Regions from separate parts of the Mus musculus genome. Here region 1 is linked to region 2. Evidence: chromatin loops called from intact Hi-C (ENCODE). Cell type or tissue: gastrocnemius. All regions are shown on one strand. Links, peaks and the distances in the headings refer to the core of each region. The heading gives the core; the rest is flanking DNA. Region 1 has its middle 120 kb from the start of Gm36152. Region 2 has its middle 29 kb from the start of Lama1.

What was found. Hi-C counts contacts between places; a loop is a spot of excess contacts. Peaks named below come from ENCODE experiments on the same cell type or tissue, not always from the same donor. Only the 100,000 strongest peaks of a DNase experiment are listed, where the experiment ranks them.
Region 1: it touches region 2 in a loop (4-fold over the local background); 3 of 42 quality-filtered maps call a loop at or near these places.

Annotation. Positions count from the first base shown.
Region 1 is chr17:67,468,326-67,479,506 of GRCm38, reverse strand. No RefSeq gene overlaps it. Among named protein-coding and RNA genes, the nearest start is that of Gm36152, 120 kb to the right of the region's middle. In gastrocnemius, for the core only: a CTCF peak has its summit at 6,158; a DNase peak (open chromatin) is centred at 6,152; H3K4me3 peaks cover 749 bases; H3K27ac peaks cover 2,468 bases.
Region 2 is chr17:67,662,588-67,673,768 of GRCm38, reverse strand. No RefSeq gene overlaps it. Among named protein-coding and RNA genes, the nearest start is that of Lama1, 29 kb to the left of the region's middle. In gastrocnemius, for the core only: a CTCF peak has its summit at 5,575 (motif pointing right); a DNase peak (open chromatin) is centred at 5,578.

The sequences.
Region 1 (11,181 bases), core at 1,717-9,716, 190 kb after region 2:
TGGGCAGCTGTCCGTTGGTGCCTGTGGAAGATTGGTTCTGGGATCTCCATTGGCTGCACATGGACCCCTATTGGCCGCACAATCCACAGTGTCTTGGATCCTTCTAAAAAAGAGGCACTTCCATTAATCCTATCCACATCCCCCTGATGCTTTAAACTGTTTCCTGCGATCCCTATGGTGAGGCACATGGTACATGATAGATTTATTACTATAGTACAGGGGACAGTGACAAGGATGAAGCTCACACAAACGCCCATCTATATGTTCATAGCATTGGTTGAATTGCTCTCAGACCCACATTTAGGAAATCTGAAATCAGTGTATCTAGAAACAGGGCTCCTGCAGCACCCTCCTGCAAGCGTTGCTGGTTTTCCTTCTCGTCTTCAGCACTGCGCCTGCCTCCTGATGCCTCTTCAGATTTGCCACAATACAATGCAGAGGGACATGGTCCTCTCAGTCCCCTGGCCAGGAAGAAGCCACAAGGATATGTGGCAGCTGTCAATCTCAGAGTCCCATCTGGCTGGCAGCCCGAGGGTACCTCTGGGATGGAGAAGTCTTGTCTTTTCATGGGGGTTACTCTGCTAAAAGAACCACAGCAGTTTGGCCTGCCCACCCTTGTGCCATCAGACCCTTGTCGTGGGCACTGAGAGCTTGTCTAGATTAGACACCAACCAGATCCAGATCTGGTGGCATGGTCAGGTTGAACAGTGTGCAGGCAAAGCTCCTACTGTGAGCCAGTGGTAGGGTGTGGCTTCAGTCTTTCCACAGCCCTCTAGCTAAATACCCAGTTTTTCAGATTCCTTTCATCCAGGCTTGTGAAAAGAGCCATCTCCTCTTCCGTCCCTACCTATATCCCAGACAGACTTTCATCCTCCGCCTGTTCAGGGCTGTCCTCAGCTGTCCCCATTCCCAAATGCCTCGATCACACCCGTGGCCATTTTCCCCATCCCTTATCTAGTAGCCTTATATACTAGGGCACAGCAGCTGTAAGGCTGAAGGTCTACAGGCTGCATTCTATCCTCTGCAGACTTCTGGGGCAGAGCACAGGGCCTATCTGCAGAGTATGGCCTCTGCTCATGGGAACATTGTCCGTTGGACTAGAAGGATATGCATAGCCTGGGCTCCTGATAACAGCTGGCAGATTGGAGTGCGTGCCAGTCACCACACCCTTGCCCTGAGAGTGTGCTCATTCAGTAGCCACAGCATCAGATTTCTTGTTCAGTTGTTCAGGGGCAATTGTATTCTTTCTCTAAATTTTTAATTTTGAGTACTTTTAGGTTTAAGGTTACCCAAACCACATGGACTCTACTTCGCACTCTTCAGGATGCTTTTCACGAATGTTCTCTAGCCTTTGCATGATGGTCTTTCCTGTGGGTGCATGTATGGGTGTGTGCACATGTGGGAGACCAGAGGTAGACATCAGACTTTATTAGTTCACTATATCACGATCCAGAGAGCACGATTCAGAAAATACTTCTAACAGTAAAAGTAAATGAGAAAGGGATACGCAAAGAAGTAGATAGGCTGCCTGTTACTTGGAGAGCTTCATGCAAGCCAGTGTTATCTAGGAAGAGTAAACCTCAATCAAGAAACGGCTGCAGGGGTATTTTCTTCGATAATGACTAAATGTTTGAATGCCCATCTACTGGGTAGGTCGATCTGGGTTGTATAAGAAAGCAGCTTGAGCAAATCACGGAGAGCAAGCCAATGAGCAGCACTCCTCCATGGCCTGTGCATTGGTTTCTGCCTGTCTTCCTTCCCTGGCTTTCCTGGGTTATGTACAATAACCTTGAGGCTGAAATAAATACCCCCCTACCCACTCTCTGAGCCACCCAGCCCCAGTCGCCTTTCGGCATGCATGGCTTATCACAACGATGGAGAAGCAAATGCAGGCCAGACTAGTTAAAAGCCTGACTTCCGATTTCTGAAGAGCTTTGCAACCTCCCTCGTAGCAACCCTACCACCTCTCTGCATCAGTTTATTGTCCCACTCACTCAATGGCAATCCCAGAAGCCCTAAAGCTTTTAAGGATCTGATGTGAGCACGGCGCCCCGCCACCTAGCAAGTTCTGACATATGGTTTTTGGATAGCAAGCCACGTTTTCTTTAATTTGAGCAAAGTGGCAGACAAGTCTTTTCTACGGGCCAGATATAAATATTTTAAGCTTCGGGGGCCATCTGCAGTCTCTGTCACTTCCTCTCCTCCTCTTTTTGTCACTATCAGCTAAACAGGCGATATCATAAGGAACATTGCAAACTCACCGTGCCTTCATTGGTCGGCCCTGGTTTAGTTGAAGATCGAAGACTGGGTAACATGAAGCATGATACAAGCTTTGGCCTCCACATTTCTTCTCTATGAAGCTGTTGAGCCTGTCAAGAGGGAGAAAATGGAGAGTGGCCTAATTAAGTCATATGTGCCCTCCATTCAACTTTTAAGATATGAGATCGGCAACATGGCCCTGGCGACTTTTCCCCTGAGCACCAGAGCAGCTACCAGGGATTCCTGTGTGCCATCCCGTCTGGAGACTTATCAGCACCGATGGACTATTTCTTCTGGGGCTCAATATGCTACTTCCTAGGTTCTAGTCTTCCCGGCGGTTTGATATGGCCTGAAGGTTTCATCCTTGCCACGTGGCCCAGGGTGCACTTGGCAATGTCACTTCTTTTGCCCAAATAGTCACAGATCAGATTCTGTCCCTTGGGCCTTCTTCCAGTCGCCATCTGAAGAGATGGAAGCCAAGAGCCATAAGACAGAAAGAGCTGAGATCTTGGAATGGCCACCGGAACCGGAAACATCCACAGGCAACCGCAACGGGAGAACAAGCGATCCTTTATTCTTTGAGCCACTGGCACTCTGGGGGTCGTCAGAGCAGCCAGCCGTTGACGTATAACAACCTGAGCTGCGGTTTCATGACTTTTCTAAATGTGCGTTTATTCCTACGTGATCCACAGAAGGACTCTGTAGTTTGAAGATTAGACCAAATGATAAATAACTGTGTATCAGTTCCCTTTGAGTCACCATGACCATGACACACCAGATAGAGCAGCCGAAGAGAGGAAAGGTTTGCGGCTGTGAAGGTGTGGAAAAGGCAGCTTGAGTCATCGCAGCCGAAGTATGAGGCTGTTCACATTAGGGTGGAACAGGAGACAGATTTTGGGGAACCAGGATCGGATAACACCTTCAAAGGCCTACTTCTCCCATTTAGGTCCCATCTCTCCCCCAAAAAATTAGTGTGCCAGCTGGGAACAAGTGTTTATAAAACAGGAGCAGAGGAGGGCACCTTTGAGATTCAAGCCATGGCATCATGTCACATTCTGTAGCTTGCTCCTCTATCTCACTCCAAGGGATGGTTTCGAAATCGATCCACATTGGTCAGCATTCAAGTTCTCACAATGTTAATTATTTATTTGATTTTAAATAAGCTACCCCAGGCCCATAAAAACGTGTGAAAATATTTGAATGAACATATTTAAACGATAATGCCTTCCACTCTCTGAGAGAAATCTTAATTGTTTTCAGCTAGCATATAATTAGCATCTCGTCAGCTGCTGCTACAAACTGGAAAGGTGGCTTAGGCTTTGCGTGATATTTTTATGCTTTTCTTTTTTACTTATGTGGTTGTCCCCCCATCCCCCCATATAGATAGAGTCCCTATGTGACTTAGAGGAGAAGGCCACGTTTCTCTGTGGAAATGAGCTCAAATCCCAACACCTTCAATGACTTTCCTTTGGGGACTTTCCCTGGCCCGCCTGTCAATCAGAGTATCCTTTTCTAAACGGGGATGAAACCGGAACCCTGTGTTGAGTGGCCATGAGGCTTAGGGAAACCTTTAAATAGAGAGCACCTGGCCTAGTGCAGGTCACACAGGGAGCACCCAGTGGGCACTCTGATGGCTGCCTCTCAGCAGAAAGTTGAGACTGTGTCACAGAGTTAAGACAGCACCAGAGCCCTGAGCTCAAGTTGCGCACTGCGGGGTACCTGCTGGATCTCTCCCTGTGCTCATTCATTCTCTGTCCGTGGAGACTATTTTGCAAACTTCAAGTCATATTTGCTTTGGGGTTTTTTCCCCCCTGCAAGGCAAAAACAAAACAGCCCTAAATTTCCAAACTTTCAACGAATTGTAAATTATTTTTCAAGGAATCAAAACGAAACAAACCTAGACAGGCAGTTCTGGAGAGATGGCTCGGCAGTCAAGAGGAGGTGTTGAATTCAGGTCCCTGAACCTACAGAAAATCTAGGGGTAGTCATGAACACACCTGAAACTCCAGCGCCGGCTCCCTGGGGCTTGCTGGCTGCCAGCCCCACTAGAAAATGCAGGCTCTGGTTCAGTAAGAGACTCTGCCTCAAAAAAACAAGGCAGAGACTGATATAGGACACCCTTCTTCCTCTTCCAGCCTTGTGCATAAGCACTGGGCCACACACAGGCGCCTGATCCATACACACATATGCTTCCTACACATGCTCTCTCATGTGCAGGAGTCCGCCTTTAGTTTCATCCTATTTGTCGCTGGGTAGGTGGGGCAGGTAGGTGGGACTCTCCTCTACCCTGTGCCAATCACAAGCCTTGCTCTCCAAGACCCGCCTACTCAAGCAGCCTTTCACCACACACTAAGTGTATCCTCTCCTTAGGCTTAAACCACTGATGCTCCCCTAGGCCAGCGCCATCCCTACTCTTCTAGATTTCAGTGTCTGCTTCTAACTCTATTTCATTTTCAGCTGAGATTCCTCGAAGAGTAAGGAGTTGTCAGTTAATAGGCAATCCTTAGACCAAGCCACCTGATCGAAATTCTGGTTTGTTCCAGACGACAGGATAAAAACCACATCATTTTACTATCAAAAACATTAGTTGTTTGATGTTTTTATTCCTGACTTATTTCAAATTAAAGTGATTAATTAAAACTTATTAACCAACCATTAAATTATTTAAATTTAACAAATTAGATCACTTTAATTGACTTAATTAATTTAAACTTTCAGATACTTCTAGTTCCAGGTCAGGCTGCAAAGGTGGCTGTGATATTTTTGTTTGTTTGTTTGTTTGTTTGTTTGTTTCCACAACCATTTCTGACACCGCAAATCTGTGTTGCTCCCTCAGGCTCATGGCTTCTTCAGATGACACAGATTTCTTTTTGTGTTTATCCATGCTGCGATATGCAGATTCCTGTAATAAAATCATAAACCTTGCTTCTAGCTAGTAGAGTCACAAAATGGAAAATGTTCCCAGATGTTATGATGTAAGGGCTGAGAGTATACGTGGAGACTGCTTCCCTTAGCTACCCCAGGCCCTTGGGTGCTGCACCAGCGCCATAATATATAGAGAACAGAAAGCGGAAGCAACGTTCTGAAAATGCCAACCCAGCCGTTTTCCGGTTAGAGCTGCTCACACGTCATCATTGGTTTCTGATGCGCTTCCAGCCGCTGGGCAGTGTTTTAGCTGTGCACCATAGACATTGCACTGTCCTCCACAAGCAAAGCCTCGTCCAAGGCTGCCCCCAGGAAGTGGGGGGCATTGAATTAACACCCATGCAGTCTGCTTTCAGCAGCCACGTACCTGTCTCAGCAGCACCCTGTCCCTCTTAGCTTCCAGTAGAAAAAAAAAAAGGCATGTTGGGTTGTAAAGTGTGTCATGGTGCATTGATCCGGTCACCTGGTTGCCCTCTGGTCTCCAGTCCACCATCAAACAGGCTCCTGATGATTTTCCTTCATTGTACACATGGATGAAATACAGACTCATAGAGGGAAAAAAAAAGCATAAAACATATATTTATTTTATGAAATTACAACAGGTCGAAAGGGGGTGGGGGAGATAGGCCGTTTACACCAAGAATCAATGAAAACCCTGGGGGAAAAGACTTAAGAAAGGAACTCCAAAGTGTTTTCCTAATTTCTGGTCATTAAATTACTTGCATCCTTCATTCTCCCGGGGCCACACTTACAAACAAGAGAACTTCCAAGGGAGAGGAAGAGAAAAGAGTGAAGAGAAAAAGAAAAAAGATTGTGAAGCTGCACATCTCAAGAGGGAGGGGCTGAGGTCAGTAGGGCTTGTGAGATGACAGCTCTGTTTACTAGGTAGGAGTCAGGTCAGAGACCTTTCTAGGAGCTTCCAGCTGCTTCTTGTCACAATGGGGCTGCTCCTGCTATGCACAGTGCCTTCCCCAGAGGGCGCCGCACTCTGTTATTTCAAGACTCCACTGAGTTTGCAGAGGGAATAACAGGTCTTTCTGTTTGCTGTGTGAAATTCCATCCATTAATTGAATCTGTGGAGAATTAGTCTACAGGTTCTTCCACTTTGCAGTCTAGCAGCAGAGAAGTGCTATCCACACAGGCACAGCCCCCTCAGCTGTGCTTTCTACATCCAGCCTGACCTTTAGGCCAGCAGGCAGTGTCAGGCTCAAATGCTTTAGGCATCCGTGAAAACTGAAAACGGAGCCCTGGGGTGGGACACATCCCTGGAAACTCAGGGACACAGACTTAAAGACAGACATTAATTTGTGGGCTTATGATAGTTGGTCAATGCTACAGTTTGAAAAAGAGACCATTGCACACCTTAGATGTTTTTAGATATCAAGTTGATAGGAAATAAGTAGGTAAAAGAAAATAGTCAGCTTTTAAAGATGTAATTCTTTTTTTTTTCTGGAAGCTGGGATAGAGCCTCCAGTCAGCACACAGGTAAGAGACCCTCCACTTTTGTCTTACACGTAGAAGATGGGTTTCCAGTCCTTTCCTGAGAGAAGGGTAGACTCTTCACTTCCCTTACAGTCTTATAAAATGTGCTGTTACTCAAATCCTTTTTGCCTCTCATGTAGGTAGGTGGCTTTGTACTCTTAAAACTGCCTTATGAGGATTCTTTTAAAACTGCACAAAACACTATTAGGAGCTAACTATTCTACTGGCAAACAAGAGATCCACTCATTTAGAGGTGGTTATCATCTGATTCCCGTCATAGCCAGTTTCCCTGCACCGTTTTATTTTAAGAAGGGGATTTTCTGTTTGTGTGCGCCCTGCTCTGGAAGCCCAGGTTCTACCGCTGAGCTGTACCTCCCAGTCCCGCCCCCCAGCACTGATGGTTAAAAGCACGTCTTTATTAAGAATCATTCATAGCCAGGCCTGGATGCCAAGGTCTTTTAGAGGCTGAGGCAGGAGGACTGAGTTTGGTAAAGCCCTGCATGGGCTTGAGAGTGAGTTCAAGGTCAGCTTGGACAGCTCAGTGTGACCTTGAAATTGAAAGTAAAAGGAGCATGGGGGATGGTTTAGTGATGGAGAGCTTGTTTAGCGTGTACAAGGCCTTGGCTTCCACCCCCAGACTACAAGAGAAAAACAGACAAAACCACCACCACCCCACCCCCCTTGATGTATTTGAAGTGAGCAGCAGCATACATTCTGACACACACAGCACCCTGACCATCTCTGTCAGCTCTCTATCTACCTTGCAGATGCCATGCTATTTGCTCCCCCACAGGTTTCCTCATAAGTCCAAAGTGTTTTCTTCCTGTTCTCATGAGGAGTTGAGAGCTGTGTTGATGGACCCAGCCCTGTATCATTCACAGGTACTACCTTCCCCACACGAGGTTAGGGAGGAGCCTAGCATCTTCCCAGGAACGTCTTTTGCATATGCAGCACGCCAGTTAGGAACAGGCAGGGCCGAAGGCAAGTGGGGAGTCTGAGCATTTGAGGACAAAGATCTATGGGGAAGAGAGACCCACTTCTTAGACACACTGTACAAAAATGGCAGCCTGACAATGGATTGATGCAGAGGAGCCTGGCACCTGTGTGCACACACTGTGCTGAGGAGTTCAGGATGAGAGGACCCTGGACCATGACTGTGTTTCCAGATACACTGTCCCTTCTGTTCAAGGTCCACTCTTCTTCTCTTCCACTTCGTGGACAGTGAGGGGGTGGGCATGTACCCTGAAATTCTCTTCCATTCTCAGCCCCATGACCAGCAGTGAGGATCTTGAAAATACCAGTGAGCAGAGTTGTTACAAGCTGAGCTAAGCTCATAATGAAAAAAAAAAAAAAAAAAAAAAAACATGAGATTTATAAATGAGATGTTTCATGGCTTTCAACAGCGCGTACAGAGAAGAGATCCATTAACCTGGGTTGGGCTACTGAGAGCATTAGTTCAATTGTCGTTGCTGGCTCCTTTTAAACCTTTATTTTAATGACTCTGTCACTGTCTTACTTTGAGAATTAAGAGGCAAATGCATAAAAAGTAAACAACATTAATGCCTGCTTCTTGCTGGAAAACACTGTTTTTCAAAAGGAAGTGTTAGGTTTACTTTTTTAAAAAGACTCCAATATTTTAAAGCACTGGCTAGGTCACTTTTATTTAGCAAGGCTTTTTGAAAGCAATGGAGAACAAAAAAAAAAAAATCATCATTTTCTCCAACTGGCTTTAGCAGATAGAAGCAGCACAGAAAAGGACTTGAAATCCACTCAGCATAGCCGTTTTCAAACAGTCTCAATGTGACTTAAGAGTGACATTTATTGCATACTTATTTTGTGTGTGTTTCTCTGCTTGTGTGTGTCCATGTGTTTGTGTGTGTCCATGTGTGTGTCTGTGTCTCTGTGTGTGTCTCTGCGCATGTGTGTCTCTATGCCTGTGAATGTAGACGTGCATGTGTGTTTACACAGACAACAGTGTGGACAGTTTGCTCCTTCTAGCGTGTAGCTCCTTAGGATTGAACTCAGGTCTTCCAGCTTGACAGTCAACACCTTTAATCTCTGAACCATCCCAGAGTCCGTATGGTGAAACGTGAAGCTGAGAGCGCCCGCTTTCTTCAGAAAAAGAACACTAACAAGAGGGAAAGACCAAGCAGAGAAGTGCCTGAGCTTTTGCAGTGATGATTCTGTGTGCATTTTCTACTAATGCCCCTTATAGCATCTAACTTTGGAAATATGACACTTGCAGGCATTTAAGTCTCAGCTATTAAGAATTTAGACTACAAAAGTGATTTTAAACAGCAAGCACACTGTTCATTATGTCAGTTCAGCAACTCTCTAGGTCGTATGTATTCCTTATCTCCTTTATAAGGCACTGAAGCTATAGCATCCGGAAAAGTTAGCTGCAGAGGGGGGAGGAGAGGGATGAGAGGGAGTGGGGCCCAGAGTGGTCTGCACACACTGTACACACTGTGTACACGTTCAAAACTGTCTAAGAACAAATTTGTTTAAACTATATAAAATAACATCATGTAAAATTCATTTTGTCTTCAATGTATGTGTATGGGTGTTTTGCTTGCATGCATGGCTGTGTACCATATATACAAAGTGTGGAGGCCAGCAAAGGGAGTCTGATCCACTGGGACTAGAGTTACAGATAAGTGAGCAGCCGTGTGAGTGCTGAGAATCGAACCCGAGTCCTATGGAAGAACAGCCAGCACTCTTAACAACTGAGCCATCTCTAACAAACCTACATTAACACAGGTTGCCTTCAAATAGCCAAGTGTCTACCAAGTCAGTAATGTAATACATCAGTATGTCCGTGTGTTTTCATGTGCTTATCTAGACAAATGCTCTAGATTTTTATGCATGAGATAGACATGCTGTGTGTACGTTGTCATTGCCCGCGCCTTCCCAATAGCTTGAAAACTAACATGGCTGCTTGCCTGCAGTTTACCCCCTAGCTATAGACAGAACGGCAGTGCCTGGGAAACATGGCCTCCGTCTACAGTCAAGTTCTCATTTCTTACTCCATCTATATCACTTCAGATTAGTTCAATTTCTTCCAAATCCTGAGCTTATGACTCTCTGCTAATTAGCATAACTGTGCATGCAATCTTAAATGTGAAGGAGATTAGCGACAGTGAAGCCACAATGCTCTAGAAAAGCAGTCAGACACTTTGGTCATCCCAGCACCCATGGGAGGAGGGAGGACACTGTGTTGGGTGTTGGGTCGCTTTCACAGGACTTGGCTCTGTGACTCTTGAGGCAGACAATGGGGTGAGCCAGAGGTAGCCAAGGAGGAGTCAGTTGAGCCCGTATCAACATTGACTCCATTCACTGCCTCAGACATGACACTACACGCTGGATGACAGAAAAGGCCCCAGAAAGGTCAACAGGGGCTGTGGCTTATCAGGACAGATGGGCTGCTCAAGTGTCGCAATGAAGCCAAAATCTTGTACCTAGCAGAGCTTTGGGAATTGGGGGTAGATCACTGTGCTGGCCAGAGAGCTGAACTATGAGAAGGCTGCATGGCTTGCTTGAATTGGAGCAGGATCGCAACCCGGGACAGTGGGCCTACTCAGTGCCCCCGCTCCCTAACCACTAGTAGGGCTACATTGTAAGAAATGTTTAAATTCAAGAAAGAAAAGATTCACCAGAAGATCCGGTTGTTTCTCAGGGAGTGGTCACCTCCTCTGGCCAGTGTAGCTTGGTATCCAGAACTTAGGCTTTCATAGGATGTATACCTGGTACATAGCCGTGCATGCAGGCAAAACACCCATACTAAACTAAACTAAAAACAACATGAATTTTCCCTTCCTCTGGGATAGGGAAAAAAAAAAACACCGGTGAGGTATTGTATACTACTACTAATTCCTCATAGTTGCTGAATGTCCTCTATTCACTGCAAACCTTGTGAGCGTTGGTGAATTTTGGGTGATTGTTGTCTCTTTAGATAATTGCTGAACCCCAAATGCTGAGAACTACGCCTGAACTCCAGTGGGTGCTTACTAAATATTTGTTGAATGACTCACCATCTCAATCCCAGATGAGGACAGTCTGCTGTCTATGAAGTCAATTTTAGCTACTTAAATATCAAGACCCTGGACACACCCCAGTGTATGGGTGATAAGTTACATAAGTTTTCCTTGGATCTCACACCTAGAGGTGAAAGACTTAAGAACTCAAACCCTAGGCATATGGGTTCTTTTCTTTAAAGTTACTTAATTAATTTTTTTAATTAATTCATTTTTGTCTGCATGCATGTTGATGTGAGCATGCACAGCGTGCGCATGTGCCCTGGTGCATATGTGAAGGTCAAAGGATAATGCGAAGGAGTCTGGTCTCTTCCTTTGACCACATGGGTTCTGGGGATCAGACTTGGGTCACATGACTTGGCATCGGCAAATACCCTGACCACTGAGCTATCTTGCTGACCAGGGATATGGGTTCTGAGTCATGTGTGCCCCTCCTTTCATTTTCCTACAAAGTCAGCACTTTGCACTTGGTGTGCATTAG
Region 2 (11,181 bases), core at 1,487-9,486:
GCATGTATGGAATTTGGCAAGTGAGTTCAGGAAAGAAATCATACACAATCTCAGCTGGTATCAAAGGAATTTAGATCCACACACATTCTCTCCCTGTCTCACACACACACACACACATATATACACTCATACTCACATATTTACAATCACACATACACTCTCATACACATCCACACACTCACCTTCTCACTCTCTCTAGTCATTTCCCACTCTGTGCCATGGGATCTTCAACTGTACAAGGAGTATTGTACTTTATATGACATTGGTTGGTTCCCATGAAGAATTCACATGAAGCTATACAGGAGTTAGCCATTGTACTGGCTGGTTTTGTGTCAACTTGACACAGCTGGAGTTATCACAGAGAAAGGAGCTTCAGTTGAGGAAATGCTGCCATGAGATCCAACTGTAAGGCATTTTCTCAATTAGTGATCAAGGGGGAAGGGCCCATTGTGGGTGGTGCCATCCCTGGGCTGGTAGTCCTGGGTTTATAAGAGAGCAGGCTGAGCAAGCCAGGGCAAGCAAGCCAGTAAGGAACATCCCTCCGTGGCCTCTGCATCAGCTCCTGCTTTCTTACCTGCTTGAGTTCCTGTCCTGACTTCCTTTGGTGATGAACAGAAATGTGGAAGTGTAAGCCAAATAAACCCTTTCCTCCCCAACTTGCTTCTTGGTCATGATGTTTGTGCAGGAATAGAAACCCTGACTAAGACAGCCATGATGGCAGTATTGATGCAGCTCCCTGACTTGATGGCAGTGTTGATGTAGCTTCCTCACCTCCCTTTATATTAGGAGGCCAGGCTGAGGAAGTGATAGAAGCTGCTGCTGCTGCTGCTGCTGCAGAGCTGAGTCTCTGTCTCTTGGAAGTTTCCATGTTTGATTTCCACGTAAACACTGTAGTCATCAGAGTCGGCAGATACCCAGAGGGTAACCGGGCTTACATGTCACTGTATGGTACACCCTATGCCAGGCAGCTTTCCACTGCTATTACAAATTCCAGACACGATCAGTTTATGAAGAAAATGGGTTATCCATGGAATCACAGGCTTGAAGGTGCTAGTCCATGATCATCTGGTCCTGTTGCTTTGGGTCTTGGGTAGAGAAGTGTTTGTCTGGTGAGGATATGACGCAGAGGAGACAAAAACACCAGCTGCTATAACGCCCTCTAAGGGTGTGTTCCCAGTGAAGACCTCACACTCAACCCCACCTCTTAAAGGTTTCTCTACCTCCTAATAGCACCACTCTTGGCAACAAGCTCTCAGCACAAGGGACTCTGTGGATTGTTCCAGATTCAAGCCATCATGGGGTGACCATCTTTCCTCTATGTCTACCATCCTGCCTACTTGCTGACTCTGCCTTCCTCCTGGAGACAAAGCCTCCTTCCACAATTGGGCTTCTGCCAAAGGTCACGCAAATCCATCAGAGAAATTGACTTATGGTTGTATACCACCAATAGATCATCTTGTTTTATTGTGACCCTGATAGTTCATTATAGAATGCAGTCTGGAGAGGAGGGGACACTTGTCCTAAAACAGTGTGCTGGCCTACTGCACTCCCTAGAAGCAATTACCCAATTGACGGAGGGTTCCACCAGACAAAGTATTCAGTCGAAAAAAGAATGTGACCTCTTGGGCTATCCGTTCTGTTTGGATGGTGGGTGGAGCATCAGACTACAGCACAGTCTTTTGACAAGATGAGACACACTTAACGCCTGTTGTGCTTTGTTTCTTAGGCCTGACCCATTGGGAATCCAGAGACTACAAACATGTGCCTCACTCAGGGCACTGATGGGCACATAGTCAGAGCTGTGGGGGCCTTGTCATCTCGATGCTTGGCATCCTGTTTCTTCTCTGCCTCTGTGGTAACACCTTCTTGTCCATCCCAGCCCCTCCATCCTACTACCAAAGGCTGCTTCCGTCCCAGGTTTGAGTCAGGCATCAGCCACGTGAGCTTCCATCTTCAGGAATAGATTCCTACTCTCTGTGGAAGCTCTGAAGAACCATTTGTCAATATTCCATTTCTCCTTCAGGGACTGGAACGGTGTTGCAGTCCCTCACCTCCCTTCATATTAGACATGAGCGTGTCACCCTCTCAGGGCAGACCTGAGACCCGTTTGTGCCACTGTCAGGAGGAAATGGGCAGAGGTTGTGTGTGAGCCGCCATGTGGCTTTATAGTGGTTAAGGACATGGGTGTTGAGAAGGAGCCGTCCCCAGTCCAGGACTCCAAGGGATGATAGCAAGCCGACCTCCAGCCAGGCTGCATTTCAGCAAGATGAGGGAAGCAACCTTTGTCGTGCAGTGCCCAGTATCCTTTGCTCCAGCTTTGTCATGAACATGCTCTGAAGTCACACTCTGTGACAAGTGTCTAAGAAAATGCAGCCACAGTCCAGAGAGCTAATGCTGGGATTAGGATGGGTGGAGACTGGGGCTGCACTTACACTATACCCAGCAGAGCAACAATTGGTATGTCACCTTGCCACCTTTCCACATCTCTGTGTTTCATCCTCAATGACTGTCCAATGTGTATGCCCTCCTCTCTGTAAATGCCTAGAAGGTGCTTATGTATGTGTGTGTATATGATGTATGTATGTGTCTATCTATCTATATCATATACACACATATATAATAATATATAATATATGGGATAATATATATTCCATATATATCTGTCTTAGTTAGGGTTTTACTGCTGTGAACAGACACCATGACCAAGGCAAGTCTTTTAAAGAAGAACATTGAATTGGGGCTGGCTTACAGGTTCAGAGGTTCAGTCTATCATCACCAAGGTGGAAACATGGGAGCATCTAGGTAGACATGGTACAGGAGGAGCTGAGAGTTCTACATCTTCATCTGAAGGCTGCTAGCAGAAGACTGGCTTCCAGGCAGCTAGGATGAGGGTCTTATAGCGCACACCCACAGTGACACACCTACTCCAACAGGGCCACACTTTCTAATCATGCCATTCCCTGGGCTGCACATATATAAACCATCACAATATTCTAATATGATATGTAGTATGTAATTATATATACTAGGATAAATATACATATATATGTACACACACATATATTCTAATCACTCAATGAGCTTTTAATTAAGTTTCTTTCCTTTTTAAAAAAATTCCTATATACTGCATGTATGTTTGTGTGATGGTGTCCATTCCCCTGGAACAGACAGTTGTGAGTTGCCATGCCTGTGCTGGGAATTGAACCCAGGTCCTCTGGGTGAGCATCCAGTGCTCCATATCACAGAGCAGTCTCTCCAGCCCCTTGATTAGGTTTCCCAGCACACCTGTGTCTTGGATTCTTCCCCTATAAAGTGGGAATCACAATAGTGCTTGGCTCAGGGTTGATGTGAGAGTTAGAGGCATGAACATCAAGACATTTACATCTAAATAATGGCTAGAGAGTAATGAGGACAACAGCAGCCACATGAGAGAAACCTGTAAGCACTGGCCACTGGTTAGTGCCACTTCTTTCTTCCTTTGGACAAGCATGATGTATGTGTGTTGTACATTTTTAGCCATCAGCTTTCTAGGGGAAAGTCTTGATTTGTAATGTCTGCCAATTGTTGTGGTTGAAATAGCTCCCTGTGGCTATCACCAGCGTGATGCCACAGAAGGCAGAATCAGGACGCATGTGCAGAAACCCATCCCGCTACTTACATACACGGACAAAAGGAAGACGAAGCACCTCGCTGAGGTAGTGGCATAAGATAAGAGTACTTATCTTGAAAATATAACACAATTTATCTCATAATTCCTTTATAAGATGTCATTCTTTGGGGATGTTTGGTTTGGTTTTAGCTTTGTTTCTGTCTCATCCACTAGGTCAGGCTGGCCTTGAGCTCACTATTGTAGCCTATCCAGGCCTTGAATTTATGATCCTCCTGCCTCAGCTTCCAGCATGCTGGGATTAATGGTACAACTATCATGTTCAATTTTGTTGTTGTTGTTTTTGGTTTGTTTGTTTGTTTTGTTTTTGTTTTTTGTTTTTTTGAGACAGGGTTTCTCTGTGTAGCCCTAGCTATCCTGGAACTCACTCTGTAGTCCAGGCTGGCCTTGAACTCAGAAATCCCCCTGCCTCTACCTCCCAAGTGCTGGAATTAAAGGTGTGCGCCACCACTGCCTGGCTCATGCTCAATTTTTATTTATTCTTTAGTAAGAATAAATAAAAATTGTTGAACAACTGGGTTTCAAAATGGCGGTATGAGGCAGTGTTACCACATTATTGAATATGTCCACTCTCCTGATCTCAGTGCAGATGACACCAGTGCCTGAGTTCAGCATTGAGCCTTTGAGTCCCCAACACAGAACCTTGAATAGCTCCAGCCAATCTGCTAAAACTGGCAATCTTGTTAAGTTTTTCTATGTGACTTCCCACATGAAGTGTATCATAAAATTTGGGCTACAAAACTCAGAGAACAAGTTCTTTTATTTTGTTTTTGAATTATTTGACAACTATTCAATAACTTAATTTATGGTTCTCAGGTTCTGGTGAGCCATGACCACCCTGCACTCTCAAGTGCTCTGACAAAATAGGTAGACTGGGTGTGGTGGCATTCACTCATGATCCCAGCTCTGGGGAGTCAGAGACAAGAGGTTCTCAAGCCTGAGGGCAGCCTGGGCTGTCCATAGAGAAAGCTTGTTGTCTCAAGAAGGAATAATAATAATATATAACAATCACACAATTTTAATGCAATCAAATATGAATGAACATTAAATATAACAGCTGCTTAAACGGACATGTTTTTGACTTGACAGTCATTTATCCACTTATTGACATCTACTCTGAGGTAATGTTGGCTGGAATCCTGAGTGATCAATGTGTCCCCTTGGACTCTCCGAAATCCCTGTCCTGTGCTTCTATAAGGCTGCGGCTGTGGCCCTGAGAGAAGACACCAGACAGAGACAAGCAATTCCAAGAACGCCGGTGCAGAGATTGGGTGGATGTTTGCGCTAAACTAAAGAAAGGAAAAGGAGAGGAGTTTGAGATTAGATGTTTGTAACTTTAGGCTACAGGTCACGTGGGTGGAGATGACCCCGCTAGTTGGGAAATAAGGTAGTCTTTTGGGAGAGCTGGTGCAGACTCAGAAATGCCAATAGGTATGCAGCAGCTACATTCCAAAGCTGGTAGTCCAAGAGCTGGGGAAGACTGTCCAGAAAGCACCCACAGTCAAAGATAAATAACAGTGACCATAGACATAGTGATCACCATTTCTTTAAAATGAAAACAAAAACCGTAAATCTAAACATTTCTAAGCAGGCTCAAGGTTCTCTCCCAAATAATCTTCTAGAACTCAAAGTAAGAGGCAGATTCTTACAGGACCATGAGTATGCACAAATAATTGTGGATACCCCCTGCCAGGTGCCCTGATGGAGTGTGCCTGGGCCAGCCAGAGCCCCAGAACCCCTCCCAGTAATGTTAGAGGTAAAATGGAGAGTTTTCTAGTTAGGGTTTTAGACTAACCTAAAATAAATTACACTGAACTCTAGAGAAGTCATCTTAGTTTTTGGTGTGAAGGGTATCGGACTTCCCTGAGCTCAAGATTGTGATTCTTAGCTCGATGCCCCACTAGATGGCGCTGCTGATCCACACAGCTGGAGAACCCACTCTATCAGAACTAGTGTCCTAATTTGGTTGTGTTTTACTGTGACAGTATGCTTTCCTGTGTTGGCATCAGAGACTCATTCCATCATCTCCTTGGTCTTTAGCAGAAATCTCTGTTTCAGTGCCTGTCTCTTTTGCTCTAGCTCCCTGTCTCTGTCTCTCTGTCTTTCTCTCTCTCTCTCTCACAGAGAGGGAGGGAGGGAGGGAGAGAGAAACAGCAGAGAGACAGACACAGGGGGACAGACACAGAGGGACAGACACAGAGACAGACACACACGCAGACACATACACACAGAGACAGACAGACAGACACACACACACAGAGAGAGAGAGAGAGAGAGAGAGAAAGAGAAAGAGAGAGACAGACACTGGGGTACAGACACAGAGACACACACACACACAGACACATACACACAGAGACAGACAGACAGATGCACACACACACACACACACACACACACAGAGAGAGAATTCTTACAGTATAGCTTCTGTGTGGCTTGCACATTACCATTTAGATGATGCTCATCCCCCAAGCCCCATTCCTTCCTTGGGTCCTTCTGAGGATTCTACAGGAAAAGTGGAACTAAAGAAGCTCCCCTGCCTCTCCATAGCAGGCTTCCTTTCCTATCTCCTTTCTTCTCACACCCTCCCTTCTTCCACACAACCTTCCTGACGCCCTTCCCCAATCAGAGCCTTCGATCCCCACACCTTCTCCCTCAGCTTCCCTGATGGTGCCTGCTTGACCGGCTTAGTCTCTGGAAGCATCTACCCTCTGTCACATGAGGTTGTCTGCCTTCCTCTACCCTGCAGGGGGAATGCTTGGTCTCCTTGGAGCTCAGCTACCGGCTGCAGCATCCCTTCTTGCCGGGTTTAGGAGAACTGGTTAAGGACATGGGCAGGTGGCCTGATGACTTGGTCACTGTCACCAAAGAGTCCAGAACCTAACTGTCAGGATCCATACTAGTTAATAGCCTTGCAGGCTGCCATTCTTAGAGAGCTCAGTGGGGGAGGGAGGCTGAAGGAATGCACAGGACTGGAGACAACCTTGAACTTGAGATTAGAAAAGGTTCCCGAAGCAGAGTGGGTGAGCTGGCTGAGGAAGAGAAAGCAGAGCTCACCAACGCCATGGAGAGCAACCCCACCAGGCTGAAACGAGTGCTGAGAATTAGCCAGCTGAGCCAGGAAAGGCAGCAGAGACACTCTGTGAGGGTCTTGGAAGGAGCCAGCAAAGTTCCTCCAGACCTCCCTGGGCTGGGCACTGCCCCTTCCTTTGGCCACTCACATAAGGCCTCAATCCAGTACCTCAGACCCTGTGCTCATTTGCAAATCAGCTGTTGGCGTCTGTAATGAAAGTATGTTGGAGTCACACAGGAGTAGGGCAGGCTGTTACTCAATGACTGGTGTCTCCACAGATAAGAAGAAAGGGGGACCAGGACATAGCAGAGACAGACTGGGAGTGTCACAGCTAAGAGACAAGACTCACAGCATCCAGCAGAAGGTGCCAGAAAGGCTCCTGTGGGGTGCATGGCACACATCACAGCCCTTAATATTTTTATATCTTGGACTTGGGGTCAAGGATCCAATAGCATCCCGCCCATGACAGACCCTTTTTAGATTCCACAATACACTTGTTTATTCTGGACATAGATGTGAGACTCAAAGATATTAGACTGATTTCCAGTGATGTCCAGGAGGCCTCCATGCCACCCCAAGTTGAGGTGCTATGTGATCTATGTAAAATAGATCACAGTCAATATAGTTACTGTGTCAGTTGACGTGTATATTTCAAAGTGTGATAGCATGAATACGGTTTATTTTTAATCCATGGGAGTTTTTCACCCTGGAAACTTGGTTCCCAGTGTGATGATGATGAGGTGTGGTAGAATCATTGAGACCTGGAGCCTCCTGGGAACTAATGAGGTCACTGGGGCATCACCCTTGGAAGGAATTAATGTTGAGTTTTTAGAATGTACTAATTCTCAAGGAAGAATATTGTCATCAAGAAGACCACCATGTGTTGACCTGTTTCTTATACAGTCCTTTTCCGCTTCTCTACAATATGGTGACATAATCACAGGGACTTTTGCCAGCGCTTACAAAGCCAGAACTGTTTGATTTGGAACATTGAGCCTCTGGTGAGTATATGAGTTAAATACACTTAAAAAAAAAAAAGTCCAGCCTCAGGTATTTTGGATACAGCAACAGAAAACTAACACATGCATATAGACAGCATCTTTGAGGGTTAGCACAACAATATTTGTATAGCCGTATAGCCATTCACTAATTCAGTGAGCATAAAATTAAGTAACATCAGTCGTGCTTTGGGCTTGAACCCAGATATGCAGAAGATGGGCAAGCATGTGCAAACTGCCTGCCATCTCTGAATATATTTGCACAAGTGAGTAAAGGTTTGTTGTTCGAGGTATAAGATCTGAACGTTCACGGGGATCAGATGCCGGTGAAGAGTTTTTCAAAGAGACTAAAGGCAGGGCAATTTTACTGTCTTCTTTTTGTTGTAGCCAGTGACATTGGAGTAGAAAGACGTCACACCCTATTAATTCCCACAGTGAATAGTATTTCCTGGATCCACAGTAAGCAGGGATGTTTTCACGTCATGAACATTGTTGTCTGAGAGTTTCAAATGAGTCCTCAACACCGTGAGCAGTGAGTGACCACGTCTCTCTCCCACATACTAGACAGTGGTTGTCAGCTGCTGGAGAGGGGTTCGCTGGAGTCCAGCCCAGAGGTAATTCTGTACCGCTTCACCATGCTCACACTCAACAACGTTTAGTGTGAGCAAGATGCACGTGACAGAAAGAGAAGTCTGAAACCCAGGTCAGGCCTGGTGTATTGGTCAGGGTTCCCTAGAGTCACAGAACTTATAGAATGTCTCTCTATATATTAAGGAAATTTATTGTAATGACTTACAATCTGTAGTCCAACTAACCCAACAATGGGCAACCGTGGATGGGAAGTCCAAGAATCTAGTAGTTGCTCAGTCCCACAAGGCTAGTTGTTTCAGCTGGTCTTCTGTAGAAGTAGATTCCAACAGATGTGCTGGCAGGTAAGTACAATCAAGTGAAGAGGAGTGAGTTTTCCTTTTTCCAATGACCTTATGTCGGTCTCCAGCAGAAGGTGTGACCCAGATTAAAGGTGTGCCTAGATCTGGAACTTGCTTTGTCCTAGGCTGACCTTGAACTCAGAGATCTCCTTGCTTTAGTCTCCTTGGATTAAAAGTCCATACTTCTTTGCCTGGGCCTAAGCTTTTCATGGCGACTATACCTCAAGATCTCCATGTCAAGATCAGAACACAAGGTCAGAAACTTGTGTCTTCCAGCCTCGAGATCTGGATCATGGGTGTACCGTCCACTTCTGGATTGCAGTTCATTCCAGGTATAGTCAAGTTGACAATCAGGAATATCTACCACGCCAGGCATGGGGTTATGTACTTGTGATCTCAGCACTCCAGAGGCTGAGGCAGGAGAATAGTTCGTGTAAAGGCTACTTGTGAGCTACACAGTGAGACCTTGTTTCCAGAAGGCAATGTTTGGTGATGTAGTTTAGTAATCAAGGGGTTAACAGGAACTTGCTCAGTGTGTGCAAAGCTCAGGGTTCTACCCCACCCCCCACCCCCTGCACAGATTCATTGCCAAAGAGCTGTCCAAAGAGTCTCTAGGCTCTGGCCACAAGAAGAGAAAAAGAAAGAGGAAGGGCTTTCTGGGAAGTACAGGTGTCTACCTCGTTTGAGTATGTCTAGGTCTCCCTTAAGAAAGTCAAAAAGCAAGAGAGAGTGGGAGGGAGAGGTATCCCAGGGCTACAGTGCGTGGGCATTGCATTGACAGAAGAGGGGACACATGGGCCAGACTGGGGCAGACTTTGAAGCACCTTTGCAGAAGAGCATCCTGCAGAGAGAAGGGACCAGAGAGAGGAGTCTGTGGCCTAGAAAGGGATGGAAAGATCAGTGCTGTGAAATCACCCAGAGGGTGCATTTCCCACCACACATCCCTAGGGGTGGAGCTTTGTTCATGTCTCCAGCTCTATGTGTCTCTGGAGACCACATAGAAGAATCTCTCAATATCCTTGCCACGGGACCTCAACACACAGAGAAAGACGTTAATACCAGGTGCCTTAACTCCATACAAGAGGCTTGCTTCTGCTGTAGGTCCCACCCCACACTTTGCCCTGCCCTGGCAAGGCCAGCCATCTATGGCTGATGTATCACCACATCCTACCAGGCCTGAGCTGGGGAACACTTTCTTGTTATAGAGAGATTTTTTTCAGGTCTGCAGAGGACACTGTTCTGGGCATAGAGAAAGCTGGTGGGCATCTCCTCAGCTTTGGGGATGAAGATTAGATGGTTCAAGCATGCAAGCAGCCCTGAAGAGAGAGAAAGTTCCTTGAGTCTTGCTGCTAGCAAGGTCAGTTCATGTAAACCCGTTGAGCAGTGCGTTTTCTCCCTGCTGACTTTATTATCTCTATTTTTTGAAGAGCTGGCATTTTAAATGCTCCGAATGACATAGAATCTATCTTAATTATAACCTTTCCTCTCAGGGCAAAGAGTTGTCTATGAAAGAATTTTTTAAATTTCTTAATTAACCTGCAGTGACTTTACTTTGCCAGAGCTCATGTTCTGGGCGCATTAGGATCTCTGCGCTCTCTCTCTCTCTCTCTCTCTCTCTCTCTCTCTCTCTCTCTCTCTCTCTCTCTCTCTCTGCTGCCCAGAGTAGTTTTAAAAAAACAAAACAAATCAACAAACCCAACATAATAAAGATGGAAGAAAAAAAAATCAACAACCTTCTAGCAGTAAACTTCTGGGATATCGGAGGCCAGAAAGTTTGAGGAAGTAGGCAGCTCGCACATGCAGAATATAAAGTCACAGGTCTCGGAGATTAATGCTCACATTCTGCACAGATCGTTTCCAAGGGGATGTTTGAGGATAAATTGCTCTTTTTTTTTAATCTGCCTCAGATCTAAATTTTGATGATGAGGTTTTTATAAGCAGGCTCTAATTCATTAATATGTGGCTTTTTACTATCCACTTTATCTTCCAAAGACAGTCCTTAATCCACCTAAGCAGAGATTGCATCTGGGTTCAATAAGACGAGAACAGAGGAGCAATGGGGAAAGAAACATGTCCTGGCCCAGCTTCCCTTTAGAATCTGTCCATTCCAACCAAGGGGGACTTCCTTGGAATAGAATGCCTTCAGGCTCTCCACCAACGCAGCTTCTCCTCAGACCTAGAAATGATCCAGCAAACATATGCACAGGGTCGTAGATTTATAGTGTATTAAATTAACAAAATTAACATAACTTAACTGCAAGAAAACAAGGATATCTCACCTTTCCATCTTTAACTTGCCTTTTTCAGATTCTTCTTTGTGTCTGATGGCACAAGGGAAGCCATACGATTTTGGGGCACAGGGTTGAGATAATGTTGGTCTAATGTAATTTAGGAGAAGCAGTAGCTATGGGATGCTAAGGGGGGGGCATCTCAGGCTGATCTTTAATGGGTGCTATCTCCTAGGAATGCTGTCCCTTATGGGGTCCTGCAGTTGCTAGGGCCATGTGTTGTATGATC